6 separate regions of the Mus musculus genome follow, and regions 1, 2, 3, 4 and 5 are each linked to region 6. A link is a loop called in an ENCODE intact Hi-C map of the cell type or tissue named here. Cell type or tissue: left cerebral cortex. All regions are shown on one strand. Links, peaks and the distances in the headings refer to the core of each region. The heading gives the core; the rest is flanking DNA. Region 1 overlaps Gm51967 (a long non-coding RNA gene). Region 2 overlaps 5033421B08Rik (a long non-coding RNA gene). Region 3 holds the start of Rhob (ras homolog family member B). Region 4 has its middle 35 kb from the start of Pum2. Region 5 holds the start of Ttc32 (tetratricopeptide repeat domain 32). Region 6 overlaps Hs1bp3 (HCLS1 binding protein 3).

Region 1 (5,164 bases), core at 425-4,424, 130 kb after region 6:
CCCTCCCAGCCACAAACCACAATGCTGGGCAGGCAGCAGCTGCTTAATCCATACTTGCTGGGCTGAGTCAGCTTGCAAGTGGCAAAGTGCCCTGGTGCTTACCAGGCCGGCTGGCTGCCGAGTCATCTCTGCCTCATTAGCACTGCATGATGCTTCAGAGTCTTGTCCCTGCTCCAGCTTGCAGGACCCCTGCTCCCGGCAGGACTCAGAAGAAGTTCAGGAGCCCTCCAAACTAGGCAGCTTTAAGAAGGGAAGCCCCCACTGATCCTCTGCTGGGAGTCATGTAGCTTTTCACCTCTTTTGTCTGATCCAGACAGAGAAGTCCTGTGAAGACTTTTACACATGGTCTCTTTGCCCAGCCCAGTTCGTAGCCACAAGCAGAAGGTGACCCAGGCACATGCGTATCTCAGACATCTGTTGACCTCTCATCTGCTCCGACCATCGGATGACCTGTGAGGAATGGGTTCGGAGCCTGCCTTTCTGTCCCTAACATGAAGGGAGGTCCAGCCTATGGGCTGCTGCTGGGCCTCGTTCGGGACAGGACCACGTGGGCCATCTGACCAGGGCCAGGGAAACAGAAGAGAGCACCTCAGCCTCTAGAACAACAGTGAGTCCCCAGAGAGCCTTTCTTTACCTCACACTGCATCAAGGCGGGGCCTTGCATTTGCCTAAGTGCCTTGGAGAGACTTTAGGGGTTCTCCTCTTGGGAAGAGTGTGTGTGGTGGGTAGGATACACAAAAGAGGTTTCTGCTGGGCTTTCAGTCCTGGCCCCTACTCTGCTGAGTCTCTCGATGGAGTCTCACATCGCTCTGCTTCTGTTTCTGTCTGAACAAGAGAGCACAGAGAAGTTTCCTGAATGGCAAAGGCTATCCTATGCCCTAGGAAGAGGCCAGTGCCCATCTACATGAAAGTCTCTGTGCTGAGTTCCCCTCCTGACAATGGGGGTGCATCCTCCACAGGGCTCTTTGTGCCCACTGACTGCAGATTCAGACTGGCCTTTCTTCCTGGAACGAGGGTAAAATGTAAAACTCCTCTAAGGCATACCGGCATCTCAGGCACACAAGGAGGGAATCATGGCTGTGGGAAACTGTAGCTGCCTGTGGAGGAGCCGAGATCAGGAATGTAAGGCTGCAGTCCTGCTCTGTCTGCAGAAGGAGTTAGTCCAGGCATCTCCTGCTGCTCTGAGGCTAATTGCTTAATTGAATCAGTGCAAATTCCTGCTGTTTTGGAGCTTGCGAGTTGTCTACAAGATGGGCTGACTTGGCAGGTCAGGAAGGCAGAGGCCCAAGAGGCAGCAGCCAGGAGCTCCTGACCCACTGTCTAGGCTGTGGAGGTCTCTGCTGCTCAGCTGAACTTGAGTGCCCTTGGCTAGCCCTGGGCAGGGGTGAACTCAGGCTCACATAGTCTACTGAAGAAGAGAAACAACTCACAGAAATTACCCTCTGACCTCCACACACACACCATGGCACACCTCAGTCCATACACATTTACACAGATAAGGGGGGTAGGGGGTGGGGGTGTGTGTGTGCTGTGCACTCGAGTATGCTTGAGTGTACTGTGTGTGTGCATGAGTGGTGTGTTAATGTCCATTCAGATAGACTTGGGTGAGGCACTACTACTGATAAATTAGTCTGCACTGATGAAATGAGCCAGCTCAAGCCGGATTAGAGCATGCAAAGGCAGGTTTATTGGGAAGCAGCTCTCAAAGAAAAGGGACAGGGAAGTCACCATGGAGAGGAAGACAAAAGAAAGGGGAAAGAGAGAGAGAAAGAGAGTGAACACACAGGGAGAGAGAAAATGCAGAGAGAGGGAGAGAAAGGAATAAGCCCCAAATCTCTGGTTTATACAGGAAAGACCCTCTGAGGGAAGAGGAAGCCCAGCCTCTGGGCTGGAAAGGTCAGGGCAAGAGGGTCAGGGTATGTCCTGTAAAGGGTAGGGACTGAGGGATGCTGGGAGAACCTGGAGGCCAGGTCCTCCTTGGTATGTAAAATATGTACCTTCTGTTTGTCCCAGGTCTGAATCCCAACAACTACATGTTAACCATTTCCTGTTCCCAGGCACACAGTAGGGCCACATTTCCCACCATCCTTTGCATTTAGTAAAGTGCATGCAAGTAGGTTCCGACCAGTAGAATAATGCCACTCACTGAGATGTGATGTTCTGGCACTAGCCGGGTCCTGAATCAACAACTGTGACCCTGGCACTTGACGGTGTGAGCCAAGAGGTTTCCACTGACTCTGCTGAGAGGCAGTGGGAGAGACTCTGGCTGTGGCTGTGGCTGTGGTCATGCCATCTCCTAGCTGTGTGATCTCAGACAAATCACTTAACCTTTCTGAACCTGTTTTCTCATCTCTGAAAAAGGAGTAACCTAACATTTAAGGTTGTAAAAATTCAATTAAATGATTCACAAAAAGTTCTTGGCATGGGGCCTAGCACAGAGCCAAGCATATAAATAGCAACTGCTGTTAGTACATTAAGTTGGAAACAGTTTAGAAGATTAATTCTTTTAAAACTTTTATCTGTTTCAAATTGCCTGGTTTATTTCTTAAATAGCACAGAGAAAAGGAAGCAGTCGGCTTGACTCCCTTACAGCCCTGGACTAAGTTACCAGACTTAGAAGTTCAAAATAATGGACTTTGGTAACAGTTTGTTCTGAGCTGTCCAGAGAAAAGAAGCAGGGCTTAGCTTCCTAACCAAGCCAAGAGCAGCCTGACCCTGGCCAGCTGGCTCTACACCGTGGGTGGCGGTTGATAGAAGATGGCCAAGGCTGGTGGCAGCAGGCAGTGTACAATGGATGAGTCCACGGTGGGGACTGAGCCTCCCAGGCCTGACTTCAGAACAGCCCTGGCCAGGAACCAGGTACTCTTTCCAGCCCTGCGTCTGTCTTTTGTTTGTTTGTTTGGTTGGTTGGTTGGTTGGTTTAGGTTTGGGGTTTTTTGAGACAGGGTCTTTCTATGTAACCTCAGCTGTCCTAGAACTTGCTCTGTAGACCAAGCTGGCCTTAAACTCCTGCCCCTGCCTCCCAAGTGCTAGGATTAAAGGCATGTGCCACCACTGGCCAGCTTTGCCCTGAGATTGTCATCACTCTGTGCCATTGTAGCTATTCTGACAGGCAGGTAATTACATCCCACTGTGCTTTAACATTCCTGATGATATCATTATCATCTCCTGAGAAGATAATAATAGCCATCTTTTCACATGCTCACCTCCTATCTCTGGGTCGTCTCTCCTGCGCCTTTTAGCCACTTTACAACTGGATTGCTTGCTGTTTATCTGTTGGACATCAGACACATTTCTAGACTCTATTCCTTGCTAATACCTGTGGCCTATAAAGACTTTCTCCCTGTGTGTGGTTGGTCTTCGCTCAGCAAACCCCAGCTCCACTTTAGAATATACATTCTTTCTCTGTAGCCCAGGCTGTCCTGATACTCACTATGTAACCAGGCTGACTGCTAACAGTGGCAGTCCTCCAACTTCCTGCATTCTGGGATGACAGAGCCACCACACCAGGTTACCATAGATCTTTTACAGTACGAGAGTGTTGAACTTTGATAAGTTTCATGTAATCAGTGCTTGCTGTCAAAGCTGAAAACTGTCCATCCCAAGGTGGGTAGAGCCCGTCTGTGCACCATACACACCCAGGAACCTCTAGCATGAGCCCAAACTGTGTCCTGTCTCTTGCTTACTGCCAGACCAGAGTCTTCAACTTCTTCTCTAAGTCCAATTCCCAACAAATGCCAAGAACCCACACAGAGTGACCCTTAAGCCCAACAGGAGTTGCCATGCCAGGGCCCACGTGCTTAGCTGTGAGTGTTCTGCAGGCAGACAAACACTTGCTCAGTTTGGAGTATGGAGACTAGCCAAGGTTTACAGGGCTGGATCTGGTCCCGTGATCTAGCTATCTCAGACCTGCCTGCATGCTCTAGACAGCTACCCACAGATTTGTGTGTTGTCTTCTCTGCTGGGATTTGAGACCTGGGGGTTTCTGCTCTACTGTAGAGAGAGCATGTTGAAAGCTCTTATTCAGCCACCCACATGCACCCCAGAGCCTCAGCCTTGATGGCAAGGACAGCTTGTTCAGTTGCTTCGAACAGAACACAGGCAGCTTGGCTCCCACTTTACCCAAGCAGAGTGTAATTAGTTTCCACTAACGAAAAATTAATGCCTCATTATTCATCAGCCTCTCTGATAGTTAGTCCTGAGTCCCAAATTCTCTCTTTTTCCACCCCACCCCCACCCACTCCCCCATCCCACCCTCACCCCCATCCCACCCCCTCCCACCCCCCCTGCCTCTTGGGGTAGCAATCCTTAGCTAGGCCCTTGGCTTACCTGAGAGTCTGACAACACTCATAGCTAATCCAGGGTGAGCTTTCCCAGCATGAAGGCCCCAGAGCCTCCTTGGAGATGGCTGTGAGAACTCTCCTGGGTTTAACCAGCGATGGCAAAGGGTAGCAGAGGACTCTGGGGAGAGGCAGGGACTTACAAAGAGGCCTGAGTGTCTCAGGCTCTGTTGAAGCCAGAGCCAACACCTGAGTTTTCAAGAGCACTTTGCCCAGTTGTTCAGTGAGAAGCTGGGTCCTGAAGTGTGGGGGTGGGGTGTTGGTAAAGATGAAAAGCAGAACTACATTTTGGGACTCGAATCTGAACCAAAATTCTTTTAAGTGATGAGGGCTTTGGGGAGTGAAGGAGAGAAGAAGAGAAGGAAGGGAGAGAAAAATAAAACCCCCTGGGTCACCAAGATAAGAAAGTAGAGTGGAGTTGGTTTGTGGTGAAGGAGACTGTTGGGAGAGGAGAGGATGAGAGAGAGTGATAGCTGGAGAGGTCAATAGGATTCAAATACATTTATGTTCATGTAGGAAAATGTCATGATAAATTAAATTAAAATATGCTAACTAAAGCATTAATGGGGGCATGGACTTCTTAAAAAAAATAGATGTGTATTTATTTAAAAATGTGTGTGAATGAATGGCAGAGAACAGACTCCCTGAAGGCTGGTGTCAGATGGTTTGTTGATAGAGTGACATAGTTGTAGTGGATAAATGGTTAAGAAGCAGGGTGAAGCTCCCAAGACTGGTACAGGTTCAGGCGCCTGAGCCTCGGGAACAGAATACTCTCCCATGTCTCTGCACCTTTCTCCTTAGGGCCCAATGTCTGGTCTGTGTGT
Region 2 (5,164 bases), core at 501-4,500, 220 kb after region 6:
ACCTGTCCGAACGCCATGCTGCTGCATTCTGTCCGTTTCAAAGCCAGTCTTCCTCACTTTCCCTAAGTCGAGCAGCGGGAAGCGCACACTTCCCTGGCTCTCCCTACTAGCCCAAAGGCCCAGCGATGCTTTACTTATGTTTTTTAAGATCTATTTATTTATTACATGTAAGTACACTGTAGCTGTCTTCAGACACCCCAGAAGAGGGCACCAGATCTTATTACGGATGGTTGTGAGCCACCATGTGGTTGCTAGGATTTGAACTCAGGACCTTTGGAAGAGCAGTTGGTGCTCTTAACCGCTGAGCCATCTCTCCATCCCCTGGGGATGCTTTATGCTGCTCTTGGAGTAGGCTTTCCTGCTCCAAATGTCAGTCAACTGCTCCCCAGCTCAATAAGTACAGAGCCAAACCAGGCAGTGACTTTTCTAGAGAACACCGGTAGCTGCCTTGACTTATACCAGGAAGTGATAGTCACTCAGTGCCCAAAATTGCAATGCAGGGGATACACGAGACACTGTTTTAAAATGCATTTTTTAAATCTACAGTACAATAGCTAAACATTAACCCAAACAGGAATCACGATGTATCCCATGCTGAGCACCCACAATGCTGGCAGATTCCTGAAGATGAACTGACCCAACGCTATCTTCTTAACTGTGGTGACCTGAAGCTCAAAGCACAGCAGAGGGGAGCAAGTCAGAGACTTGATTATAACACCAGCCCGCTCTGAGTGGTGGTGACTCAGCAGCCTCCCTACACAGCTAAGTGAGGGTGCTGAAATGTTCCTCCAAGATTCTCCCCAAAACTGTATCCAGGCAACTGGGCCCTGGGTGACTGTGTAGCAGTACAGGGATGAAAAGTCTTAGTGAGAAGGACAAAGGACACTGTTTTATATCTGGGATCTCTCAACTCAATAATGACCCTTGCCACCTGGACTCTAGATGTCACATACCCCCTCACCCCCACCCTTAATTGCCATTCAGTGACTGGCAGACTTTACAGGTGGGCCTTAGTAGTCTTCCTTCTGTGAAGCATGCTTGCCCTCACTGTTCCTAATATCCAAACCCAGACTTCAGCCATAGCCATGCAGCCGGGAGCTTCAGCTGACTGCCCGCAGGAAAGGCACCACACTGCCCTTCTCCTGGCAGCACACTGACATTCCAGACAGCCACCAAGCACATCCCCTATGGCAAGATTAAGGCCATCCAAACCTGGGGCCCTGGGGAAAGAATGTCCAGGATGCTGTTGAAGCCAGTGACTTGTATCAAAGTCCCTGGACCCCTCCTCAGACCCCCTGTCCAGGGGCTTGCTCTCTAAGCACAAACAGGGCAATCCTTCCCTGAGTGGACCACGGCTGTGTGGCTATGGTGGGGGTAGGGAGAGGCTGCTGCTGAGGCCTTCAACAAGTTGTCAGGTCCAAAGGAAACTCCATTTCCTCAGATTCCAAAAGGCAGAAGAGCAAACGGCTATCCCTGGTGCTTGTTTGCAAAATGCTGGCCTCCAGGCCCCTTCAGTATCACAAGTACCTGATACACATTTCAGAGTCCACACTGGCTGGCACCCTAGCACTCCTCCCTTCCTCCTCTCCTCCCCTCCTCTAAACCATGCAGCTCATGGGCTCCTTCCCACCAAACTATTCATTCTCCTTATAATCCTGCCATGCCTTTTCTCTATTTTGCTCTCCCAGTCTCCCTCCCTCGCTCTGTCTCCCTCCTTCTCCTTTCTCTACTCCATTGTTCTGTCTCTGTCTCTCTGTCTACCTGACTCCTGCTTCTCTCATGACTAGGTCCAGTCTGCTGGTCTACTCCTTTCTCTGTCTGGACTCTCCCAGGTGCCTCTGCTTGTTCTTTCTCATGGCTGCAGTAAAAACCTTTCCACGTAACCACACACGGTCATGCTATCTGTTCATACGCTGAGCTTCCCAAAGCATTGTTCTAGGATTTTCTTCACACACGACCTCCCAACCAGATTCTGCCACTTCTGTCTTACTCACTTGGGAAATTCAGCCACTCTGGCCCTGACTGTGCCTTCAGAAATGGTCCTGACTACTCAGATACCTCTGCTGTGGCCTCTGGTCACAAAGGGCCTTTCAGAAGTTACCTGGCCCACAAGTCCCCTGGTGAAGTGGCATGGAGCAGCTCGTGGGAAGGAGTTGGGCTTTTGAGACTCTGCATCACGGTGAACTCCTTTCAGAAATGTCCCGGACACCGAGTCGGGCTATAGCTAAATTGGTAGAGCACCTAGCTAGCAGGCACAAGTTTACATCTCTAGCGTGGGATAAACTGCCAATGGCCAGTATCTATTGTTCCAACACTTGAGAGGTAGAGACAGGAGGATCAGAAGTTCAAGGTCACAGTGAGTTCGTAGCCAGGCCTGGGATATTTGAGAGTCTATTAAAGGGGGTGGGGTGGGGGATGGCAAATGGAGGCAAATTGATCTCTGTGAGTTCAAGGCCAGCCTGATTTTCATAGTGAGTTCCAGGCTGCCCAAGGCTAGAGAAACCTTTCCTAAAAATAAATAGACTAGAGCATTGTAAGATATTCTGGCTACAAATCACTTAACTCCTATCTCTTGAGTTTCGCGGCCCTCAGCCCTGAAGAGCCCGAGAAAGTGATTGTCCAATCACAGGCACTGAGAAGGTCCCATCTTCCTGTCAGGCAGAAATAACTGCCTGCAGTGTTTCTCAATTTAGAAGGCAGAAAGAGGGAAACTGCTTTTCTACCCCCTTTCCTAAACACAAAATCTCCTGCCACATAGGTCGCTATAACAACAGGAGAGTCCTGGGAGGGAAGAGGCCCCAGAAGTTCAGCATTTCCTTGATCCCCACAAGAGGGCAGCTAACAAACTGACTCTGCGTGACTGCTGGAACCGAGGCTGTGAGATGTCGCCCTCTAGTGGACATAGAGGGATCAGACAGATGGAGGAGAGCACAAGAGATGGGTTGCAAAGAAGGCTGGAGACATCCGGTCGTCAACATTCCCATTCCTGGGCCTATCCTGCTTCTCCCCCGCAGCCAGGCTTCTCACCGTGCCTTAGTCCCTGGAGTTCATCATCTTGGGCGGTGACCAACACCCTCACCCGCCCTGACCAAGCTCTGGCCAGGCTGGAAATTCGTGAACTTGCGGGTTCTTGCTTGTTCCAACCTATCTGTACCTCTAGAGGAGCTGCCTGCTGGTCACCTCAGATGTCAATTTCTCTTGATTCCAAATCCCATCAATTCTTCTGGCTGCCATTGCACCATTGTGGGATTTTGTTTGTTTTGTTTCTGTTTTGTTTGCTAGATCTATATTTCTGTCCCTGACCTCTCTCTAGAGCAGCAATTCTCAACCTGAGAGTCTCTACCGCTTTGGGGGTTGGGTCAAATGATCCTTTCACAGGGGTCCCATGTGAGATATCCTGCATATTGGATATTTACATTATTACTCATAATAGTAACAAAATTACTGTTATGAAGAAGCAACAAAAATAATTTTATGCTCGGGGTCACGTTTCATGAAGAATTAAAGGGTCTCAGCTTTAGGAAGGTGGAGAACATCCACCTTGGGGCTTCAGACCTATCTGTTCAGCTGCTGACTGATGCCCGTCTGCCAGCTCCTCAAACACTGCCACCTCAGCATATTCAATCTAGAGCTCATGGCCCTCCTCAGTCCCTCTCCTGCCCTGGAAGCCCCCCAGGTTTCCTTGATATGGGAGACCCTGGCATGGGTCATCAGGGGCAGCCTTGGGAATGAGAAATCTTGTGCTCCAAGGGTGAAGTTCTGGCTAGAAAAGAGTTCGAAGCTGTTGGTTTCCCCTGGGGCAGAGAGGCACTTCCCCAAAGTTATTTTCCCTGTCTTCTTAACGAAGTCTTTATCCAATGACTGAGCTCCATGGGACCCTGCCACAAAACAACAACAACAAACACACACATACACACACACACACACACACACATACAACTAAAACCCAAAACCCTCATTTATAAATATAAAAACATAATTGTTTTTGTTCCTTCTTTTTGGGGCTGTTGTTGTTGTTGATTCATTTTGGTTTTTTGTTTGTTTGTTTTGTTGAGACAAGGTTTCTCTGTGTAGCCCTGGCTGTCCTGGAACTCACTCTATAGACCAGCCTGTCCTCAAGCTCAGAGATCCATGTGCCTCTGCCTCCCAAGTGCTGGGATTAAAGATGTGTGCCACCACTGTCTAGCCCCATATAATTTCTTAACATAGCATTAAAAATGAAATCCAACAGTGTATTTATCTAATTTTATCAAGACAAAGGTTTGTCTCGCTAATGCAATGGCATCTAACTTTCAGAAAGCTTATTCACATTATTTACCACAATATGAAATATAACAGTGTGATGAAGTTCTAGGTTAGATTCCCAACAGAATATACACATCACACCAGAGGGGGGTGGGGAGAGAGAGAGAGAGAGAGAGAGAGAGAGAGAGAGAGAAGCAAAGAAAAGAAAGGTTAATCTGTTTATAGCAACAAGTGCCTGTAATCTCCAGGGACCCAAGATAAGAGGATCAGATCAAGGCCAATCTTACCTACACAGCAAGACCTTATCTCAAAATACCCTTGGTGTGAGTGCATGTGAGTGTGTGTGTGTGTGTATGTGTGTGTGTGTGTGTGTGTGTGTGTGTGCATGTGTGTGTGTGTAATATTAACAAATTAAAAAGAAAAAAGTCAGTAGTTGCCAGGAAAAAAATTGCTAGAATTCAATACAAATAATAAAACCTAGAAGTAACTGAGAAAAATTGTTTGAACTGCATGATTTAAGTCCACAAAAATCTCAGGTGTCACCCTATATACTAATCAACCTAAAAGTCAAATTGAGGCCCATCAAGAGTCAGAACAAGGGTTGACCGGAACCAAAATGTAGACAGCCACTGGGGAAGAAATACAACCCCAGTGGCTGAGAGTGCGTGCTCCTGAAATGGAATGGGAGGGGCTAGAGTTGCTGAGGTTGTTTTTCCTTTACACTAATTAAGAACAAGAGGGAGGTTGCAGCAGCCAGCACAGGATGCTTACTGGATGTCTTCCACCACACTTAGCTCCAGGTGAGAAGTGAGAGGAGCAGGAAAAGGCTTTCCCGGGTGTTTGTGGGTATCTGTATGGCACAGGAAGTCTGCAGAGACTGGAGCCCATGTCTCATGTTTTCCCCATGGCTAAAGAATTC
Region 3 (5,164 bases), core at 749-4,748, 170 kb after region 6:
TAATAAAGTCATCTATGTTTAACATTCACAAACAGCAACCTTTCTTATTGTTGAAGTGAGAGTAGTAGAGCCCAGAATAAACTTCAGACACTTCTTAAAGACCTATAGATGAAGTCAAACCAAGACCTTTGTCCTCACCTAATGGGACTAAATTCACAATAATTAGTACACTCTGGGTGTCTGATGGACGACAAGCTTAGCCTCCTCCGGGAATCTGACAGGAATAACCTGGCCTCTCAGGGTCACCCAGCCCCTAAAAGGTGCCAGGCTCATGGCCATATTTACTACTATAGAGAGGCTGCAGTTACTGCCAGAAAGGACCTCCACAAGAACTCTTCCCTTACCCCCAATTCAGACATCTTCTGACACTATTAAGCCACAGGAGCTGTTTATAAATGTCATGATCATAGTCTTTTAATATTTTACATAAAAATCTGTATACACAGCTTATAGAACTCTTATGTAAACATCATAAGTTCACCATTTGTCATCTGTCAGTTTATTTAAAAAAAATAAAACAAAAACAAAACAAGACAATTTAGAAGTACCACTGGGCTGGCGGGGGGGAGAGGGGGGAGGCTTTTCTCTGCACATGGAACGTACAGAAAATTTCACACAGAAGAGACTTGTCTTGTGGGAGGGGGGGTTTAAATAGACCCCAATACCTGTTGCCTTCCTTTACCAAAACTGCGTATGCTACACAAATTTAAAGAAAAAATTCACACTGTTGACATTTTTTTTTCAAGAAAACAAAGCAAAAGTTAGTTGTTTTTGTAATCTTAGAGTCATCATAGTTTTAAAAAAACCATCAGAAGTAGATGAGGTTACAGCATACAAGTGTGGTCAGAATGCTGTCTTATGCAAATGACAAGTACACTGGGTGTCAAACAATGGGACAATTGTGCAAAGAACTCTTTCATCAACAACAAAAAGCTTCAGCGTTTAAATAAATTCAGTAACAATAGTCTCTTGAGCTGAACAATGTTCATTTGTAGGACAGGCACAAAGTTCGCTTATGGCAAAAGTGACCCCACTGCACACCCTGGATCCTCTGCCGGAGGTTCGCTGGGGGTTGGCCCAGGAGACACTGTCTGAGCTGCTTCCTCTCGACCCCAAGTCAGTTGCAAATGTCTTCCCCAGGGTGTGGAAAGATGGCCAAGTCCAGTTCATGCTTGGATGGGTGGGCGCCTGACCCAGCCTGGGAAAGGAGCTGCTCTGGGCCCTGGTCGCCCCACACACCACTAAACAATACCATTCTGCCTCCGAAAATAAAATCTGTATTTATGTAACAGCCCCATCCTCCCCCCAGCCCTCCCCTCCCGCCATTCCAGGGGTCTATGTTACAGACATGGAGCAACAGTAGTGGCTTGCTGGTTACAAGCAAACCTGCTGGGGGCGCAACCACTCTGCGTGCCCCTGGGGAAACCAGAGGCGGGGGTGGGGCAGGAGTCGGGTGGGGTGTAGGGAGTCGTACACACACACAACCACACTTTGAGGCCTGGCTCTTTAGAAAAGGATGCTCAGGAACCCCTTGGCACTCAGCAGGGTGCCCAGGCCTGTGCCACACAGCTGGACACACACAGACACTGGGAAGGGGGAGCTCGGTGCCCACGCTAATTCTCAGCGTGACCAGCCAGAGCCACCAGCAGATGTCAGGCAGTCTGGTGGTGTCCTTGGGGGCATGGGTCTCCCTTTCTCCCGGTTCGTGGGCGACCGGGCCAAGGAGGGGGAGCCACGCTGGCAAGGGCGTGAGGCAGGACGCGTCCCTCATAGCACCTTGCAGCAGTTGATGCAGCCATTCTGGGATCCGTAGCGCTTCTGCAGCGCGGCGCGCGTGGCCGTCTCAAAAACCTCGCGCACGCCCTCCTTGGTCTTGGCCGAGCACTCGAGGTAGTCATAGGCTTGGATGCGCACCGCCATGGCGCGGCCGTCATCCGTGCGCACTGGCTCCTGCTTCATGCGGGCCAGCTCCGTGCGGACATGCTCGTCGCTGCGCAGGTCTTTTTTGTTGGCCACCAGGATGATGGGCACATTGGGGCAGAAGTGCTTTACCTCGGGCACCCACTTCTCGGGGATGTTCTCGAGAGAGTCCGGGCTGTCCACCGAGAAGCACATAAGGATGACGTCGGTGTCCGGATAGGAGAGCGGCCGTAAACGATCGTAGTCCTCCTGGCCTGCCGTGTCCCACAGCGCCAGCTCCACCTGCTTGCCGTCCACCTCGATGTCCGCCACATAGTTCTCGAACACGGTGGGCACGTACACCTCGGGGAATTCGTCTTTACTGAACACGATCAGCAGGCACGTCTTGCCGCACGCGCCGTCGCCCACCACCACCAGCTTCTTGCGGATGGCCGCCATGAGCTCGCCGGGCGCGGGCAGCAGGAGGGGCCCGCGAGCGCCTCGCCGCCGTCCCGCTCCCTGTTGCTTGCCGCTCCCCGCTCTCCCGCGACTGCGCGCTGCGGGCTAGGCTCGCTAACTGCACCTGGACCCCGCGGCGGCGCGGTCTCTCGGGGCGCTCCGGTTGCCTCGGCAGGGGCGCAGGGGCATACGGTGCACTGAGTGTCGCCGCGCCGCTGCCGCGCCGCTGTGGTCCTCGGCGGTCCCGGAGCTGCGCTGCTTTGTGCGAAGTGATGGCTGATGCTGCGGACCCGGCCTAGCTTCTTTCCCGGGGCGGGTTCACTCTAGACCTAGGGTACAGGGGCGCAGACGACGACAACCGAACTGCGGTGGCAGATGCGGGCTGCGGCCCTAGCGCCCGCTATTTAAAGAGTCCGGCCACTTTCTTAATATAGCCACCCAATGGGAAGCCATAGGGCTGAGCTCATCGCTGCGGAGCTTGGCTCCGATTGGTCGCCCGCTGCAGTCCGAAGGCGGGTTCGCCTTAGCTTGATTGACTGCCCTGTCCGCGGGGCTGGGAGAGGCGTTGACTGTGGAGTCTGCGCGGCGACCCGCCCCGTGGGGTTGTGTGGCCGCCGGGTCCCCGCCTTCGTCGCAGCCTCTCTGAGTGCGACATCGTGGAGCAGGCAGCCTGGAGCCCTCCGGGTCTGGGTGGGCAGTTCCGAGACGAGCTACACTCTTGTGGGGCGTTGGCTGCTCCCAGGGCTTCAGCTTTATCTAGCTTCCGAGCGAACTACGGGTGATCAAGCATGGGGGAGGGGCGGCGCCTTTAACGTGGTTTTGTTTTCACTTAAACAGACACCGGTGCACGGTTTTGTTACCTAGCCAAGGGTTTCGTTCTTTCTTAACTTTGTTTAGATAACTAACCCCTCGTGTGCTCTGGGCCGAATTCTGACACTTACCCAGGGCAGCCTTTTCACTGAGAAAGGCTAACAGTAAATTGTGTGGGCCTGGGTGAGTCCCCTCTCGGCTTTCTCTTCAAGGCCCACACTTAGGTCTCCGGGTGAAGAAGATAAGGGGAGGAATCTAGGAGACACACAGCTGTAGGACAAAGGAAAGCGAGGTGCAGGGCACTCCGCTGAAAAAGAAAGCACCCAGCTTGGGCAGGCAACCTTCACCCAGTCCTACCACATTACATCTGATTCTCGCCCTAAAGCCAGAGAACTGCTTGAAGTACACTGTGCAAGGAAACCCATCTATCCCAACAACTCTCATGGAGCAGATGAAAAGCTTCAAGCTGGGAAAGCAGGCATGCGGCCTCGCAGGGAACTTGCCGGTGGGCACACGGTTTCTGTACAGAGGATGGAGTTTCTTCATACACACCAGGTCTTAACTCGTGAATTACCACTTCCTGCAGGAGATGACACCTCTTCCTATCTTAAAGGATTTAAGCCAGTCCACTGTAAGAAATAGGAAAGACAGAAAGCTGCAAAGGGCGTCAAAGAGGGCCTTACCCCGCCCCCAAGAGAAACTGAACAAAGAAAAAGGAGGAAAGAAAGTGGGGAAATGGCTTAACATTGCTGCGTGGGGTCCTCATGGAGGGCTAGGCTAGGGGTACCAGCTAAGAGAAAGCTTTCTCAGTGACCATGTCATGATGACCTTATGACCCATTTCTTTGTCTCTCTCTCTGGACTGTGAGTTGTCCGAGGGCCAGGATTTCCTCCCACCTGAGCATCATGAAGACCTAGCACTATGCTGGGCCCTAAAGAAGCAGTAAAAATGGTCCGTGCAGTGGTAGGCCTGCCCACCTGTAGACCCAGCCACACAGGACGCACAGGGGTTGGCCTTCCAAGTCTAGGCAGTCTGGGCAACCAAATGAGACAGAGAGAGAAAACAACGGGGAGGGGTAAATGACTTTGGGAGCTAACCCAGTTTTTCAAAAGTGGAACTTTTTAGTTCTTAACATCAGATCCTGCTATAATCAGACCAAACACAAGCAGCCAATGTTTTCACATATAATCCCCATGTTACAGTTTCTGTGTATCTGGACAGATATGATCAAGCCATAGTGTTCCATCAGTGGGGGAGAGCTGTGTTCCCTGCATTCTGGATTATCCCCACTGCAGGGCCCAGTCTCTGTTTTTCTCTGCTTTAGTTTTTCAGACCTAAGGAACTGTCACATGGTTTGGTTTGTCATTGGTTGAGGAAGTCACTTTGCACACACACACACACACACACACACACACGCACACACACACCCCACACATGCCTTTTAGGGGAAAAATCTTATCTACACATATTTTTCTCCTCGTAGTTAAACCTTTTGATTGCTGTGTTATTAGCTCTGCTCTCCGTGGTCTTAATATAGCTTGGGAATCTTGGCTATGTCCTTCAGCTTTAAATATTAAGAAAATATAAACCAGAGCTTTGTCCCGTGTGCTTCTTTCAAAGACTTAAATACAAAGAACCAGGAAGCAGGATTACGGCCACCGGCTTCCTGATTTCCAGACGTATCATACGGGGTGTTCCAAGCTCAAATCTCTATATCGAAGTAATTGCTAAAAATACAAAGTGGGCAAGTTATGCCGAAGTAAAGAAGGAGAAGAATCGAAACGGCGTTCTCTCAAAACAGGACTGGCGGCCTCAAAGACCTAGCTCACTGCTTATAGCATTAACTTTTCCAAACTTGCTGATGAGTTTTATAGTATCCCCTTGTCAGGCCCCACACCCTTCAAAGTGCACTGTCACTGCAAGGCAATGACTAGATTTAATTCTCCAAGAGTTATTAACATTCAGTGCATGAAGCCGGGCGGTGGTGGCGCACGCC
Region 4 (5,164 bases), core at 521-4,520, 310 kb after region 6:
ATTATATAAGATAATTATATCTAATATATACATAAACATAAATATATACTTAAACTATTTATGTTATTTACATTATATCTAATATATTATAGATATATATATGCAATATGTATATTAATATTGATAAATATATGATATATACATAAATTTCAATATATAAGTGAACATATGTGAATGTATGTGTAAGTTTAAGGGTTTGTATAAAAACTGATAAATATAAAAAGACAAATGTTTACCTATAAACCATACATTATAATCCATAGACATAATATAGATTCAGGAAGTGACTCCACCGTGACAGGACGTGGCCATACCATGACCAGACATGAGAATACTGGGATAGGAAGTGGCTGCACAGTGACAGGAAGTGATTATACCCTGACCGGAAGTGACCATGTTGTCACATGAAGCGACCACACCATGACCAGAAGGGACTGGAAGTGACCGTGTCGTCACAGGAAGTGGCTACAGCATGACCAGAAGTGACCGTATCATAACTGGAAGTGGCCGTAACATCAGGATTTTCTTCCTGTTTTTGTTGTTTCTCAGCGTCGGTATGGTTTTGGAGTAGGCAAACCTGCCTGAGTCGTACAGAGCATCGAGGCCGAGGCACCAGGTGTTGGGAACCGCTGTGCTGTGCAGTGGGCCTTGCTTGGACTTATCTTGTATAAAATTATTTTATTATATATTAGATATATGTTATATTATATATCATTTTTAAATATATATTTTATTATATATTACTCATGTATATATACACATTATATATTATATATTTTCTGCTATTATATTGTAATATACTGTCCTTCATGTTACATACACTACATATTATCACACGTTACAGATCACTTTTATTATATAAAAAAACTTTTTAAAAAGTATTCAGAAGTACAAACTCTGGACCGCGGACGCAGCCATCCAGAAAAATATAAATTTGAAGTTAAAATTTAAAATATTATTATTATTACTATTATTATCATTATTATTTTAAATGTGAAAAATTGTTATAAAAGCATATGTTGTACTATATATTATTATCATGTTATATATTACGTTCCTTAGTGTTATCGCATCCTTATATACTGTGTCTCGCTTGGTGTCTGCTGACCCCTAACACCCTGTTTTCCATTTTATATTCCTGCACAAACATGACCAAGAAGCACTTGGAGAAGAAAGGTTTTATTCAGCTTAGTCTTTCACATTGCTGTTCATCACCAAAGGAAGTCAGGACTGGAACTCAAGCAGGTCAGGAAGCAGGAGCTGATGCACAGGCCATGGAGGGATGTTCTTTACTGGCTTGCCTCCCCTGGCTTGCTCAGCCTGCTCTCTTATAGAAGCCAAGATTACCAGCCCAGAGATGGTCCCACCCACAAGGGGCCTTTCCCCCTTGATCACTAATTGAGAAAATGCCTTACAGCTGGATCTCATGGAGGCATTTCCTCAGCTGAAGCTCCTCTCTCTGTGACAACTCCAGCCTGTGTCAAGTTGACACACAAAACCAGCCAATACAATTGACCCCTTGTCAACTTGACACACAAACACATCCCTAGTAAGCCTCAACCCTTAGTTCTTAAAAAGTCCCACAATCTTTACATATTAAAAGTTCAATCCTCTAAAAATATCCAATATCTTTTAAAATCTAAAGTCTTTACAATTAAGTCTCTTAACTGTGGGATCCACTAAAATACTTCCTTCCCTCACATGTACACATATATAGCAGCAGCACACCGCGGTGCCTAAAACCTGTGGTCAGTTTTTTATGTTGGCAGCGCAGGGGGGCGGGAAGGGATGAAAGCAGGTGTGACACTGAGGCAGGGGGATTCCCTTGAGTAAGGACGAAGCTGAGGCAGGGGGATGACATGGTGATGTAGCCACCCTCTCAATCTGCCTGTCAATCACCAGCTCCGCCCACTCAGCTGTGCTCACCAATCAGAAAAAAAACTCAGCTGGGCGGTGGTGGCCCACGCCTTTCATCCCAGCACTTGGGAGGCAGAGGCAGGCGGAATTTCTGAGTTAAAGGCCAGCCTGGTCTACAGAGTGAGTTCTAGGACAGTAGGGCTATACAGAGAAACCCTGCCTCAAGAAAAAACAAAAACAAAAAACAAACACACACACACACACACACACACACACACTCTCTCTCTCTCTCTCTCTCTCTCTCTCTCTTTCTCACAAAAAGGGGAGCATTGCAGTGACAACCTTTCGCCACCAGGTGGCAGGCCAGAGCATCTGTCTCAGGGTTAAGCCCAGAGACACCAAGTATGGGGAAAACCAACATTATGGACTGGTGAGATGGCTCAGTGGTTAAGAGCACTGACTGCTCTTCTGAAGTCCTGAGTTCAAATCCCAGCAACCACATGGTGGCTCACAACCATCCATAAAGAGATCTGACACCCCTCTTCTGGTGCATCTGAAGACAGCTAGAGTGTAGTTAGATATAATAATAAATAAATCTTAAAAAAACCAAAATATAGAGAAATAGATAGATGGATAAATAAATAAATATTAAACATTCAAAAATTAAAAATAAAAAATAATTAGAAAAAATAACAACCCAGTCTCAAAAAAAAAAAAAAAAACAAAAAAGAAAGAAAAAAAAAGGATTTTTCTTTTGATAGGGGACTAATATCCAATATATACAAAGAGCTCAAGAAGCTAGACTCCAGAAATTCAAATAATCCCATTAAAAAATGGGGTTCAGAGCTAAACAAAGAATTCTCACCTGAGGAATATCGAATGGCTGAGAAGCACCTGAAAAGGTGTTCAACATCCTTAATCATCAGGGAAATGCAAATCAAAACAACCCTGAGATTCCACCTCACACCAGTCAGAATGGCTAAGATCAAAAATTCAGGTGACAGCAGATGCTGGCGAGGATGTGGAGAAAGAGGAACACTCCTCCATTGTTGGTGGGATTGCAAGCTTGTACAAGCACTCTGGAAGTCAGTCTGGAAGATCCTCAGAAAATTGGACATAGTACTGCCGGTAGATCCAGCAATGCCTCTCCTGGGCATATACCCAGAAGAAGTTCCAACTGGTAATAAGAACACATGCTCCACTATGTTCATAGCAGCCTTATTTATAATAGCCAGAAGCTGGAAAGAACCCAGATGTCCCTCAACAGAAGAATGGATACAGAAAATGTGGTACATGTACACAATGGAGTATTACTCAGCTATTAAAAACAATGGATTTATGAAAGTCTTGGACAAATGGATGTATCTGGAGGATATCATCCTTAGTGAGGTAACCCAATCACAAAAGAAGTCATTAGGTAGGCACTCACTGATAAGTGGATATTAGCCCAGAAACATAGAACACCCAAGATACAATTTGCAAAACACAAGAAAATCAAGCAGAGGGAAGACCAATGGGTGGATACTTCATTTCTCCTTAGATTGGGAACAAAATACTAAAAGGAGTTACAGAGACAAAGTTTGGCGCTAAGACGAAAGGATGGACCATCCAGAGACTACCCCACCTGGGGATCCATCCCACAATCAGCCACCAAACCCAAACACTATTGCACAATGCCTGATAGATTTTGCTGAAAGGACCCTGTTATAGCTGTCTTATATGAGGCTATGTCAGTGCATGGCAAATACAGAAGTGGATGCTCACAGTCATCTATAAGATGGAACACAGGGCCCCCAATGAAGAAGCTAGAGTAAGCACCCAAGGAGCTGAAGGGGTCTGCACCCCTATAGGTGGAACAACAATAGAACTAACCAGTACCCCCAGAGCTCATATCTCCAGCTGCATATGTAGCAGAAGATGGCCTAGTCGGCCATCACTGGGAAGAGAGGCCCCTTGGTATTGCAAACTTTATATACCCCAATACAGGGAAGAACCGGGAGTGGGAAGGTAGGGGAGCAGGGCAGAGGGAGGGTATAGAAAACTTTCCGGATAGCATTTGAAATGTATATAAAGAAAATATCTAATAAAAATAAATAAATTAAATAAATAAAGTCTAGTCCCATGAAAAAGAAAACAAAAACAAAAAACAAAAAACAAAAAAATCAACCCAGTCTCGAAAAAAAAAAAAAAAAGAAAAAGGGGGCGAGGCTCAGAGGACCCAAAGCCGGAACAGAACTACAACTCCCAGCATGCCTCGAGGCTGAGGCAGGGACATGCCCGCCACTGCACTGACCTGAGATGGCGGGAGAGAGACTTCCTGTCCACGGCCAGTGACTGCCTGCTTCCAATCCGCTGTCCCCGGGACAGCGGCGCTCACGGCGGCGGCGGAGAGACCCTGGCGGGCCGTTTTCGGGTGGCAGCGGCGGGAAAACAGGAGGCTCGGGTCTGTGCACGCGCTCTGCTTGAGAGTGCTGGTCTGTGGCGGGAAGTCCCGCCCACTCCGCTGTGATTGACGGCAGCAGCTTCCAATCGGGAAGCTTCCCCACTCACTGTTTCCAGGAGCAGGGAACAGCGCCAGAAGTCCCGCCCGCCCGACCGTGACTGACAGCCCCAGAGACTGAAACCGCCCCCCCCCGCCCCCCGCAGAGAGATCCGCGTCTGCAAAGACAAGGGCGGGCGGCCGTGATTTTTATATAAAATAAAAAAAGTCTCGTGTGCTTATCGTGTGGGAGCTCACGCTGTAGCCCAGGTTGACCTCGAACTCAGAGATCCACTGCCTCTGCCTCGTCCCAAGTGCTGCTGGGATGAAAAGCGTGTGCCACCCCTGCCTGGAGACCCTAAAACTCTTAAACCCCAAAAATAAAACCCTAGCATTTTAAATAAAAATACTCAAGAGCACTAAACACTACTCTTTAAAAAAGCAGCAAAACCCTGACACCCCCCAAAAAACTCTAAATGTCTGGGGCGAGGCCGGAGCGCTCAGAGGTCCTGTCACTCGATTCCCAGAGACCCCCACGCAGGCTCACACCCTGTGCAGCTATAGTGAGCTCACATAGACGCGAGATAGATGAATAAATCTTATAAAAATCACCTGAGACACACGAGAACCCGTCCTGTACTGGGGCTTCAGAAATACTGAAACAAAAGAATGCAAACGGGAAAAAGCATCCTTCTTTGCATAGGTTTAATAAATTACTAAGGGTGCCATCCTTGGGTCGCTGACATCTTGTCTTCATAGGAACTAGACTAGAAAGAAAACCACTCAATGTCTGTAGCTATTTCCCAGCCTTAATGATGTAAAATATTG
Region 5 (5,164 bases), core at 351-4,350, 700 kb after region 6:
GTAGAGCTTGATTTCCTAAGGATTCATAGGAAAATCACCTCATCATCTGCTAGTTGTATTTTTGTATAAAATATATATTACAAAAGAAAATAAAAGTAAAGGGAGGGCTGGCATGTGCTCAGTGGTAGCATGCGTTCCAAGCCTGCGCAGGTCCTGGGTCCACTGTCAGTACTGGAAAAAAAAGATAATCCATACATCACAGTGCAACCAAGAGACAGTTTGATTCTTTTCACATAAGATTTACAGGTGTGAACTAATTTTTTTGTAGTTCCTGTCTGTTCATTTACCATTTATATAACTTATAGTTTGTGGCAAATTACCACAGAACTAGTTCTCTCTTGCCAAGGTTACCAGTTGGTTAGAGACCCCTTGGGAGGTAGCTGGGGATGGCAGAGGGTAGGAGGGGCTGCCTTGAAGCAGAGAACAGACATGACCTGGGTTCAGGGAGGCTCAGCAGCGGCTTAGGACATGAGCTCTGTTTCTACTTAAGGTTAAATTTCTGTATGTTCATAAATGAGGAAATGGCATTTTAAGACTTTTTATTATTTGAAGTTTTAAAGACTACAAGCCTCATTCAAGAGGAAGCATTTGGTCTCTTTTCTTTGTAATAAACATGAATTAACTGATTTTGAGTAATGCTGTAGTTATCATCAAGCTTATCCCGAGCTATGCCATGGTTCAGAGTACTCTAGTGGCCTAAATGTGACCCCAGCAGCCACAGCATGCACTAATGTGGCCGGTCCCAGCATTCTGGTAAGCAGTGTACCTGCACAGGCACTGCCGACCTCTCTCATCTGCCATACACAGCTCATTATATTTTGCTGAAATGTACTTTAAGATCACTTTTCTGACCGGGCAGTGGTGGCACATGCTTTTAATCCCAGCACTTGGGAGGCAGAGGCAGGGAGATTTCTGAGTTCGAGGCCAGCCTAGTCTACAGAGTGGGTTCCAGGACAGCCAGGGCTACACAGAGAAACCGTGTCTCGAAAAAACAAAACAAATCACTTTTCTTTATTCTCAGAGCTCAGATCAAAAGTTTTTCTGAGACATTATTTGAAATAAACATGAAAACAAATTCTGAAGGGAAAAAAGGACGTTTATCCCATGTTTCCTTCCACTATAATGTAGGGAAATGTGGCATTTGCATTGTCTTCACATCCACAGACACATCCTCGGACACACACAGAGACATACACAGAATATATATCACATGGGAGAAAAAGCTAAGTCTTTTTAGGAAAATATACAGTGACTGAAGTGGCAGAGAATTGTTACCATAGAGACTACAGAAAGTTCACACTCAGAAACATGGACAAATTTGTTTCAAAGTAACAGAATATTAACTCTGTTGCCATAGCTCTAGACGCTTATTTTGGGTATCTAAAATGAAAACAGCAATATTATGTTGCCCTCTACTGTCTGCTTCTATAATTATTTTCTAAAAAAAAATTTTTTAAAGACTTCTTTATTTACTATGTATACAGCATTCTGCCTGGATATATGCGCACCACCACCGCCCGGCCATGGGCACTGTCTGTCTGTCTATCTATCATCCATCTAATCTAATCTAATCTAATCTAATCTAATCTAATCTAATCTAATCTAATCTAATCTAATCTAATCTAATCTAATCTAATCTAATCTAATCTAATCTAATTATGTATACACATGTCACAAAGATTTAAATTCTCTTAATTTCCCGCGAACGGCGTCAGGCGCTACCAGTTGTCTCGCGATACTACGGGTCTTCAAACAGGACAAACGTCCTTTTCCTTTAGCCAACGAAGTCCCGTGAGCGGTAGCTGTGGTTCCGCTTCCACCCGGGTGAGGCGGTCATGGCCTTGCGGCCAGGCCGAGAGGGCGGAGAGAGCTCGGCCGCCCTGGCCACGGCGCAGGCTCGCTTCTCCAGGGGCGAGTTTGCCGAGGCCCGGGAGCTGTACTCCGCCTTCATTGGCCAGTGCGCGCGTCACGGGAGGTAACTATCGCGAGAGCGGGCTGGGCGCGTGGGTGGTCCCCGAGCCACGCGCGGACCGCGGAGTCCTGGGCTGCCGCTTGGTTTCCCCAGAAAAGATCCCCTCCGAGCCCTGTCCTTCGGGGAGGGGACGCCTTGGTCTCCGCAGAGGCCCAGGCGGCAGGAAGCCGCTGTTCTGGGCAGGGAAGGTGGTCGTCCTCGGAACCACAGCGACGCCTTTGTGTTCCGGACGCGAAGGTTCCGGTTCAGCACCCGCTTAAGCTAAGCACAGTCGCTGCACCCAGCTGTCCCGTTAGTGTTTACCACGACGTCACAGCACACTCCTGAAGTTAAGGGTTGTTAATGTGACACCGCTAGAACATCACAAGAGTCCTTTCTGTAGAATATCAAGCCAGCGATGAAACGTTTATTGCCCAGTACAGTTCTTTGTTACTTTGATATTTGAGTTCGAGCAGCTTATCAAGATGTGCACTCTGACCCCTCTATTCCCACTACGCTTTGAGTCTTTAGAAAACGGGGTTGTATGTCGAGCCAAAATCTGATAATTATAAAAATTTTGACATTTAGGGGTCTTGGTTGCATTCTGTTTTCTGCCAGTTAAGGAATTAAAAGGCAGTAAAACTCTCAAGCCAGGCAGGTAGCAGCGGAGGAGGAGGAGGTGGTGGAGGAGGAGGAGGGTGCCACGACTAAGTACAGCTTATGAGAGAATCCGCTAATGAGGAAAGGTTTCCTAGGGGTGAGAAAACTTGAGTGGGCAAACAGATAAAACCCTCGGCAAAGCGGAAGAGGATTTCAGGAACCCGCAGATCCACTCCTTTGAGGGTTTAAGGAACTGAGGGTTGGTCAGTTTGAGCACAGAGCCCTAAGCATGTCCGATCCAGCTTTGAACTTGTGTAGTAGTAGCATAGCAGAGCCATCAGCGGGGGTGGGGTGGGGTGGGGGGCTCTATTGGTGAAAAAAAAGTAGAAAAGCCTTTTTAGGCTGCCGGGTTTTTGTTTCCGGTCAGCCGGGTCAGGAAGAAGCAGGTCAGGTTGGCAGTTCACTATATTTATTATCTAGTCTCAGCTCCTCTCTTGATACATCTGCTTATCAGGGAGTCTTACTCTTAGCCCCTCCGTATTGTTTGTCCCAATGTCTCTGTATTGGTTGTGAATTGGTCGTTAAACCGGGAGAATCGATCCAACTCTGCAGGTTCACAATTCCACTGTAATAGAGTGAAGTCTTTTACTCTTTGTGATATTCACAGCCTGGCTATCTTCTGTGCTAATGCCTGCACATGTAGCATTAGTTACTTCAAGATTTGCCTTTGTTGCGCTTATGTAATGTGTGGAGTGAACACAGAGAAACAGAGAAACTGGGAATTTCTCTCTCTCTCTCTCTCTCTCTCTCTCTCTCTCTCTCTCTCTCTCTCTTTGTGTAGCCCCAGCTGTCATGAAACTCCCTCTACATACCAGGCTGCCCTTGAATGCAGAGATCCACCTGCCTCTGCCTCCCAAGTGCTGAGATTACAAGCTGTAGTACTGGACCTGGAAGATCTTTATAGTAGACTGCAAGCTTGTCTTTGCATGAGATCTAATACAGAAGACTATTTGTTTGTAAGACTTAAATGGAATTAAGCCAGAGAGGCAAAATTGCTTTTTCATTTTAGTACTACATTATCATAAAAGTTAACAGAAATTTCTTTTTTTTTAATAAAGTGTTTTTGTCTTTGATAATCCTCACCTCCCACTACTCACCTTAATTCCTCTCGCCTCTACCCCCACTTCCCTTCCCCCCCCTTTTTTTTTTAAAGTTACCAAATCCCATGTTGTGCTGCCCCAGTTATTCATAGATATGTGGCCATACAGGAGGGTGTTTGACCTACCAGGGCCATACTTGGTTTGACATACCAAGTGCAGCACTGTGACAGCACAGTGGAGCAATGTGATACCACAGTGGAGCACAGTGACACCAACTTGGAGCATGAAACAACACAGTGGAGCACTGTGAAAACACATTAGAGCATGTGACACCACAGTTTAGCACTGTGACACCACAGTGGAGCACTGTGACACCACAGAGCAGCACTTAGACTTAAGAAAGCTAACTCTCCCTCCCTTCCTCAGATGCCCTTAACTGTTCGTAGCTCCTCTAGGATACCCACTCCCACCCAGCTCCATGGAGTGTTTACTGACTTGATCTCGTGCAGGTCCTGTGCAGGCAACCATAGCTGTGAGTTTATGAGCACAGTGCCCCTGCAATGCCCGGAAGACACTGTCTCTTGGTTTTTGCCCCAGCCCCAGGCTCTTCTCATTTCCCTGAGCCTTGGGGGTGGGAGAAGGGTGTTGATTGGCATCCTGTTTGTGGCTGATCACTCTGCTGACATTTGCTAATAGAAAATTCCACATAGATGGTCGAGTGATGTTACCATCTCTCTCTCATTTCCACCACCACTCCTGATAAAAAGGCTAGCAAACACAGGAGACTGCCTTTCTACTCTCCTTTAGGCTCTAATGGGCTTCTTTAGGAAGTTTCAGGAACAATTAGCAGTAGGTATGTGGATGGTACATGAGCTGCTGCTTCTTTCTCATTTGCGCATGTCAGCCCAGGAACCCATGTCCACCACAGCGAGGTAATCTCTGCCCTAGACTTGCAGCCTGGCTGCAAGCCCACGCTGCAGTTTCAGCATCCCTTGCATCCCTTGCACCTTTCTCTGGTAGAGTTCAAAACGTGAAGTCTACCAGTTCCACGGTTCCCCTTACACATGTCTTTGAAAGTTTCATTTTATTTTTTTAAATATTGGGTTGCTGAATAATTCTGAACAGTACTGACTGCCTTCTGGGGGCCTAATGAGTAAAGGTGCCTGCCACACAAGCCCGATGACCTCATCTCAGTCCCTGGAATGTTTGTAAAGCCGAAGGAAGCAGAGAGCCACTCCCTGACTTCTCCATGCATGTGGTAGCACCTTACACAATACAATTAATAAAAACTCAAAAAATATTATGTTTAAAAAATCAGTACTTTAACAATGAAAATCAATGGTATCAGCCTGTCTCTGTCCTTCTCTGTCTCTCTTTAAAGCTTTCTTCTAAATACTTATGAATGTTTGCATACACATCTATCTGTGACCAGATGCATACAGTGCCCACAGAGGCCAGGAGAGGGCATTAATTTCTCTGGAACTGGAGTTACACATGTCTGTGAACCACAGTG
Region 6 (5,164 bases), core at 682-4,681:
TGACTTCTTTGAGCAGCAGGATGAAGTGCAGCCACCCACACTGGGCCTGAGCAGCAAGGATGTGGAGAAGTCCTTGGTGGGAGAAGAGGAGGAGGAGGAGGAGGAGGAGGAGGTGCTGGATCCCCTGGGTATCATGCGGTAGGTCTCCACTTCTTCCGATGTCATTTGTTCAAGGTCTGGGCCATGGGGCTTTAACCTGGTGTGCTCAAGAGAGTTGGCTCAGCTCCGCCGCCTCAGTATCACCCGCCTTTGTGGCTGGGCTCAGAATCCCCCGCCCTCCCCAGTGATATCCCCCATCTATGGCTAACTCCACAGAGTTAACCCCACGATAGCTCGGTAGCACAGACTGCTGGGCCCAGTCTGCTGCCATTGGGACCCGGCTTCTCCTTGCAGAGTGGCAAGTGACTTGTTTGCCCCCAGAGCATGCTTCACCATCTGTAAGGCAGGACTTCCTTCAGCTCCTGCGGGACAATTGGAGACCTCCATGAACATGGGTATAAGCACCCTTGGCTTTACTCCTCTAGGAGGCATCCCGCCAATTAGACGGACGCTCCTGAGCGCGGGTGGGCGGCATGGATCTCCCTGTGCTGGCCATGGGGACAGGGCACAGGCTGGAGGAGGAGATGCAGAGGCAGGCATCTCCTGCCATAGCCCCTCCAGTGGAAGCAATGAGCTGAGAACGCAATGGCTTCCCTAATGGAAATCGGCTACTCAGTCATCCCAGAATACTTTTGTTCCTTCTTGGCTCAAGCAACGAGCAACTGATATTTTCTGTGCTAGGCATGGTATTGTACTTCCCATGCTGAGCCTCATCTGTTCCTTGCCTGTAAGCATCAGTTGGAGGCGGGGAACGGTACTAGATTGGCACTGAGTTTGAGGGCTTTCTGCTGGGACCTGAGTTCTAGTTCCATCCTTTGGTCGCCAAGGCTCCTGGCTATCTGCATCTTCAGTTTTCTTCAGTAAATGAGCGGGCTCTTGGAAGTACCTGCTTCCTGGAGCAGTCCAGGGAGGATCATCTGATGTGCATAGATGTTAGCATTAGCTGTCGTCATAGACTCTACTTTCAGCAGAACCTGACCACCACGGGCCAGGGCACTGTCCTCAGCACCGTGACAAATGGGTCTTAGGAATTTACTGCTGTCCCCAGTATACAGACAGGAAAGGCCTGCCTGAAACTAGAGCCGCCGAAGAATCGGACAGAGGCGTGTTCAGTGTAATGACATACCAAATGAAGTCCCCCAAATCGGTGCCCGCTCAGCACGGGTCTTCCCCCAGTGTGATATGTGAGCCATGGGCTGCAGAATCTTGAGGTCACCACAGAGGCCTCACACTGGCCAAAGCTGCCCAGGCAGGCACAGCGGCTGCCGCAGGCCCACAGGAATCCGTGGCCTCCCGGTACTCTCCAGCCAGTGAGGGTCTGGTCCCCAAGGGTCAGGCAGTAAGGGTCCCAGGGTGACATGGGGAGACACCTATAATGCCCACCCCTTATCGGCCTCGCCCAGCCCTGGGGCCCTGCCATAAGGCCTTGTTTGCACTCATGCCATCTGTGGTTCTAAGTAACCATGAGTAGTGACAAACTGAAATGGACTTCTGAGGCTGCACCAGCCTTTGGCTGAACAACAGAGTTAGCCAAGTGGCTCCTTTTTTGGGTAGGAAACTGCTCCTGGCTGCCAAGTGCTGCCTTGAATTTCTTTCTCTAGTGGCAGAGTTGCGGGTGGGGACGGGGCGGAGGTCTTAGGTGCCTGACAGCCAGCCTGGGACCACCTGCAGCAAGCTCTGTGCTCTTGGGGGGCCCCTGGCTCCTGGATTCCGGGAACACAGCACCAAGCGGACTCCCCTTCCTGCCAGATTTTTTTTTTAAGGACCCATGTGACACCCAGTTGGTATTATCGGCTCTGTCAGGCATAATAAGTAATGTTTTTCGAGAGCTTTTTCAGTGCCAGGAACTGAGCTAACTGGTGTTTGCTTGGGAGCTCATGCTACCTCTGAGACTTGCACTTCTGAAATGGGCTGTGACCCGCAGTAAGTGCGGTATGCGTCAGGACATGTGTATGTGCTTCGTGTGGGACCAGGCGAGGTACGAGAGCACAGGGAAGCTCGCTGAGTGCACTCCGTGCTCATGGCTCCTCTCGGGCCTCATTTGTGAAAAGATTCATAATGTGCCAAATGGCTTTCTGGGCCCATTGCCGGAGCCGCTTGGGAAAGGGAGCCCTGGAGGCTGACACTGGGCATTGCTTTTGTTTTCTGTGGTAGGACACTGGAGCCTCTGAGAGTCAGATGGCTTGAGCTCGTTCATATAACCCCAAGTGGCAGCACCAGGGCTTGAGGCCACTGCAGGCATCTTTCAGCAATGTGGCAAGAGGTAGGGTGGGGCCCTTACACATAGGGCCATCAAAAGATTCGCCCAAGCGGGGACTCGGCCAAAGCCTGGTGGTGTGGTTTGCTTTCTACCACTGTGATAAAGGCCACGGGTGAAAGCAACTCAGGGAAGAAAGGCTGTCTTTACTTGGCTTACGCTTCAGGTTCATCCCTGAGGGATGAGAGACAAGAACTAAAGCACAGAGCAGGGAAGAACGCTACTCACTGAATTGCACCTCCTGGCTTGCTCGGTTTGCTTTCTTACACAACCCAGGCCCACCTACCCAAAGGTGGCACCGCCCCTGTGGCACCGCCACTGTGGGCTGCGATCTCCCTCCTCAGTCATTAATCAAGAAAATGCCCCACAGACTTCATGAAGGCAATCTGAAGGAGGCTTTTTCTCAGCTGAGGTTCCCTTCTCAGGATACTCTAGCTTGGGTCAAGTCAACATACATACATACATACATACATACATACATACATACATACATACATGAATAAACAAACAAACAAACAAACAAATCCATCTGGTATGTGACAGAGCAGGTCAGGTTTCCCACTCAGACACAAGGGCTGCCCACCTCACCCTTTGGGGCATTCTTCTTATCCTCGAGAGCTTTGTAGTCTGTATTTCCTCAGCAACTCTATACACACATCTCATATTCCCTGCTGTGGCCACAAGGGGGCGCTCGGGCTCCATTTCAGGAGTGTCTGCAAGGGTGGGAGCAGTTGGCACAAAGCGGAGTCTGCCGGGCCTGGCTTTCCTTTGTCTCTTCAACCTGCCTCTGACTAGGGAAAAGTCCGCTGTGTTATACCGTTATGGGGCACAGAAAAGCCCCCACTCTAGCCCATTGAAACAGCATTGCTTCTTATTTTCTGGGTTTTTGGGTTTTTTTGGGTTTTTTTGCTGACCCTGTCCCAGAGCCATCTGGACTCTAGACATAGCGTTCACTTCACCATTCCAATTAATGTTCTGTCTCAGGCGCCTTTCTCTGTCATACATACTTACCGTATTTAACTCGATTTTAGTGTCTGTGTGGCTCTGAGAAAATCGTGCCTTGCACTAGAAACATTTTCAACACAACTCAAAACTACCCAGGTCCTAGGGACTGATTGGCGAGAGTCCCTTCCCTCCCAGGAGCAGGGATATTTCCTGCAGCCTTCGCTTCTCTACTTCTCCCTGAACAAAGGGATTGTTTCGTGTCTGTGCCTCCACAGTTTGGAATGGTCTCTCTCCAGACTCTGAGCCAGTCCCTCAGCCCAGTCACTGCAAACTGCACTGTGAGCCCCGGCTTGTGGTACCTTTCATGGGCTTTTGTTGTGGTGGGCTATAATGTGAGGAACTTCACGGGTCCGGAGTCATCATTCCATAGAACTTTTCATCTAAATAATAGCCTCAGAACAAGGCCCCTGAAGGTTCTGCAGGGGACAGTATGATAAAAGCTCTTTGGGGCTACACATTTACCCTGTTGAAGGTCCCTCTTCTCTTCCACCCCTCCTGCTACTTCTCCAGCCTGCTTGCTGGTGACAGAGAACACAGCTGGCTCTTTTCCCTGCCTGTGAGACTGGTTTCTCAGGCTCTCAAAGAGAGGGGAGAGCCTGGCACCCAAGTGGAGAAGGCCTTTCCTTGGATACTGTTTTATCATTAGTTTTATATAAATTTAGTTTCATTTTTTCCATGAAGCAGCCACTTCTGTTGAACCTAAAAATGGCTTTTTGTATTTAGATGAAATTTCTGCTCTGGGATGACCCTCCAGTTTTTGCCCGTAGACACCCACCCACCCACCACCCGCTAGTCCTCCTGGATTTGCAAACCCAGCATCTAGAATCTCTGGGGCCTTGCCCCCTCCTGCCTCCAAGCAACTGTGGAATGCCTTCCTTGGGTGCCTCTTGCTAAGTAAATAACAATATTCTCAACTCCTGTCCTGGATTCTGAGCCAGGAGAGGAAGCCTTTGCTGGATACTCCGTTGCAGCAGAGAGCAGTTAGGGGCTGTGTTTCAGCCTGGAACCAGGTGGGGATACAGATTCCCAGGCCCCCTCGGCCCTGCGTGGAACCATGGCCTCTCAGTGAGTCTGTGTGTGCGAGTCATGCTGATACTCCAGGCACTAAAGTATGCAGAAGTCTGAGAGATGCCCTACACAGTGCACAGGTGAACAGGGATCCCCAGTCCTCCTAGTCTCCCCACCCCTGCTCCCCTTGACACTCTCTCTCTCTCTCTCTCTCTCTCTCTCTGCTGTCTGTCTTTACTGCAGTGGTTCTCTGAGGACCGGATACCATAGTGGAGCTCCCTAGGAGAGTCACCATGGTCCCACGTCATGGCTAGCCCCAAAGTAGGAAGGGAGACTGAGTCAAAACATTCAGCCACACTTACCAAGGGGTACAGTTATCTCTGCTGTGTTTCCCATCCAGGTACCTTTGCTCCTGGCCCAGCCTCAGTGAAGGGACTCTGGGGACTATGGTTAGCACGGTGGTTTCTGTCCTTTTTATTTGATTAGCAAAGGCTTCAAGAGGTTCACGAGGAAAGCCTCACACAGACCCCTAATGCAACGACCATACCCAAGTAGAATTGTCTTCATTTGAACAGGCATGGAAACTAGATCTTTGTCCTCTAAAGTGGCCCTAGATAACTTTAGAAGAGTCTGGGGCCTCTTGTAGCATCGCTCGAAAGCCATCGGGGAGGCTGGAACTCCAGGATGTATGGTCACCCCCAAAGGGATTCAAGGGTTCAGCATTCCCATCCCAGCTCTGAAGTGGGCCGAGGGCAGTTTGCTGACTCCAAGCTGTGGCGTCTTCAGGTATGGAAC

Evidence for each region. Hi-C counts contacts between places; a loop is a spot of excess contacts. Peaks named below come from ENCODE experiments on the same cell type or tissue, not always from the same donor. Only the 100,000 strongest peaks of a DNase experiment are listed, where the experiment ranks them.
Region 1: it touches region 6 in a loop (4-fold over the local background); 11 of 42 quality-filtered maps call a loop at or near these places.
Region 2: a loop joins it to region 6, with 8 times the contacts of the local background. A loop is called at or near these places in 15 of 42 quality-filtered maps.
Region 3: it touches region 6 in a loop (5-fold over the local background); 41 of 42 quality-filtered maps call a loop at or near these places.
Region 4: a loop joins it to region 6, with 2.6 times the contacts of the local background. A loop is called at or near these places in 6 of 42 quality-filtered maps.
Region 5: a loop joins it to region 6, with 5 times the contacts of the local background. A loop is called at or near these places in 10 of 42 quality-filtered maps.

The regions. Positions count from the first base shown.
Region 1 is chr12:8,450,773-8,455,936 of GRCm38, forward strand. It overlaps Gm51967 (a long non-coding RNA gene), which reads left to right. Exons shown (of 3, transcript XR_003950173.1): 3 at 314-652. Among named protein-coding and RNA genes, the nearest start is that of Gm51967, 4.4 kb to the left of the region's middle. In left cerebral cortex, for the core only: no CTCF peak of the experiment used is centred there; DNase peaks (open chromatin) are centred at 1,174, 2,444, 2,721, 3,456 and 1 more place; H3K27ac peaks cover 1,288 bases.
Region 2 is chr12:8,544,640-8,549,803 of GRCm38, forward strand. All of the region lies in intron 2 of 5033421B08Rik (a long non-coding RNA gene), which reads left to right. It also overlaps a transcript of Slc7a15 not described here. Among named protein-coding and RNA genes, the nearest start is that of Slc7a15, 7.7 kb to the left of the region's middle. In left cerebral cortex, for the core only: CTCF peaks have their summits at 2,861 (motif pointing left) and 3,065; DNase peaks (open chromatin) are centred at 768 and 2,872; H3K27ac peaks cover 547 bases.
Region 3 is chr12:8,497,275-8,502,438 of GRCm38, forward strand. Rhob (ras homolog family member B) reads right to left here and starts at 2,735. Exons shown (of 1, transcript NM_007483.3): 1 at 387-2,735. The coding sequence starts at 2,358. The coding sequence ends at 1,768. In left cerebral cortex, for the core only: CTCF peaks have their summits at 1,397 (motif pointing right) and 2,706; DNase peaks (open chromatin) are centred at 1,068, 1,449, 1,887, 2,426 and 4 more places; H3K4me3 peaks cover 2,941 bases; H3K27ac peaks cover 3,863 bases.
Region 4 is chr12:8,636,692-8,641,855 of GRCm38, forward strand. No RefSeq gene overlaps it. Among named protein-coding and RNA genes, the nearest start is that of Pum2, 35 kb to the right of the region's middle. In left cerebral cortex, for the core only: CTCF peaks have their summits at 2,214 (motif pointing right) and 4,177; DNase peaks (open chromatin) are centred at 1,957, 2,202, 4,158 and 4,380; H3K4me3 peaks cover 1,040 bases; H3K27ac peaks cover 834 bases.
Region 5 is chr12:9,028,222-9,033,385 of GRCm38, forward strand. It overlaps Wdr35 (WD repeat domain 35), which reads left to right. Exons shown (of 27, transcript NM_001159527.1): 27 at 1-626. Ttc32 (tetratricopeptide repeat domain 32) reads left to right here and starts at 1,776. Exons shown (of 3, transcript NM_029321.2): 1 at 1,776-1,975. The coding sequence starts at 1,836. In left cerebral cortex, for the core only: CTCF peaks have their summits at 1,961 and 2,209; DNase peaks (open chromatin) are centred at 1,789 and 1,949; H3K4me3 peaks cover 1,748 bases; H3K27ac peaks cover 1,090 bases.
Region 6 is chr12:8,323,964-8,329,127 of GRCm38, forward strand. It overlaps Hs1bp3 (HCLS1 binding protein 3), which reads left to right. Exons shown (of 7, transcript NM_021429.3): 4 at 1-138. Among named protein-coding and RNA genes, the nearest start is that of Hs1bp3, 13 kb to the left of the region's middle. In left cerebral cortex, for the core only: CTCF peaks have their summits at 2,246 and 3,035 (motif pointing right); DNase peaks (open chromatin) are centred at 1,711, 2,091, 3,057 and 3,848; H3K4me3 peaks cover 256 bases; H3K27ac peaks cover 4,000 bases.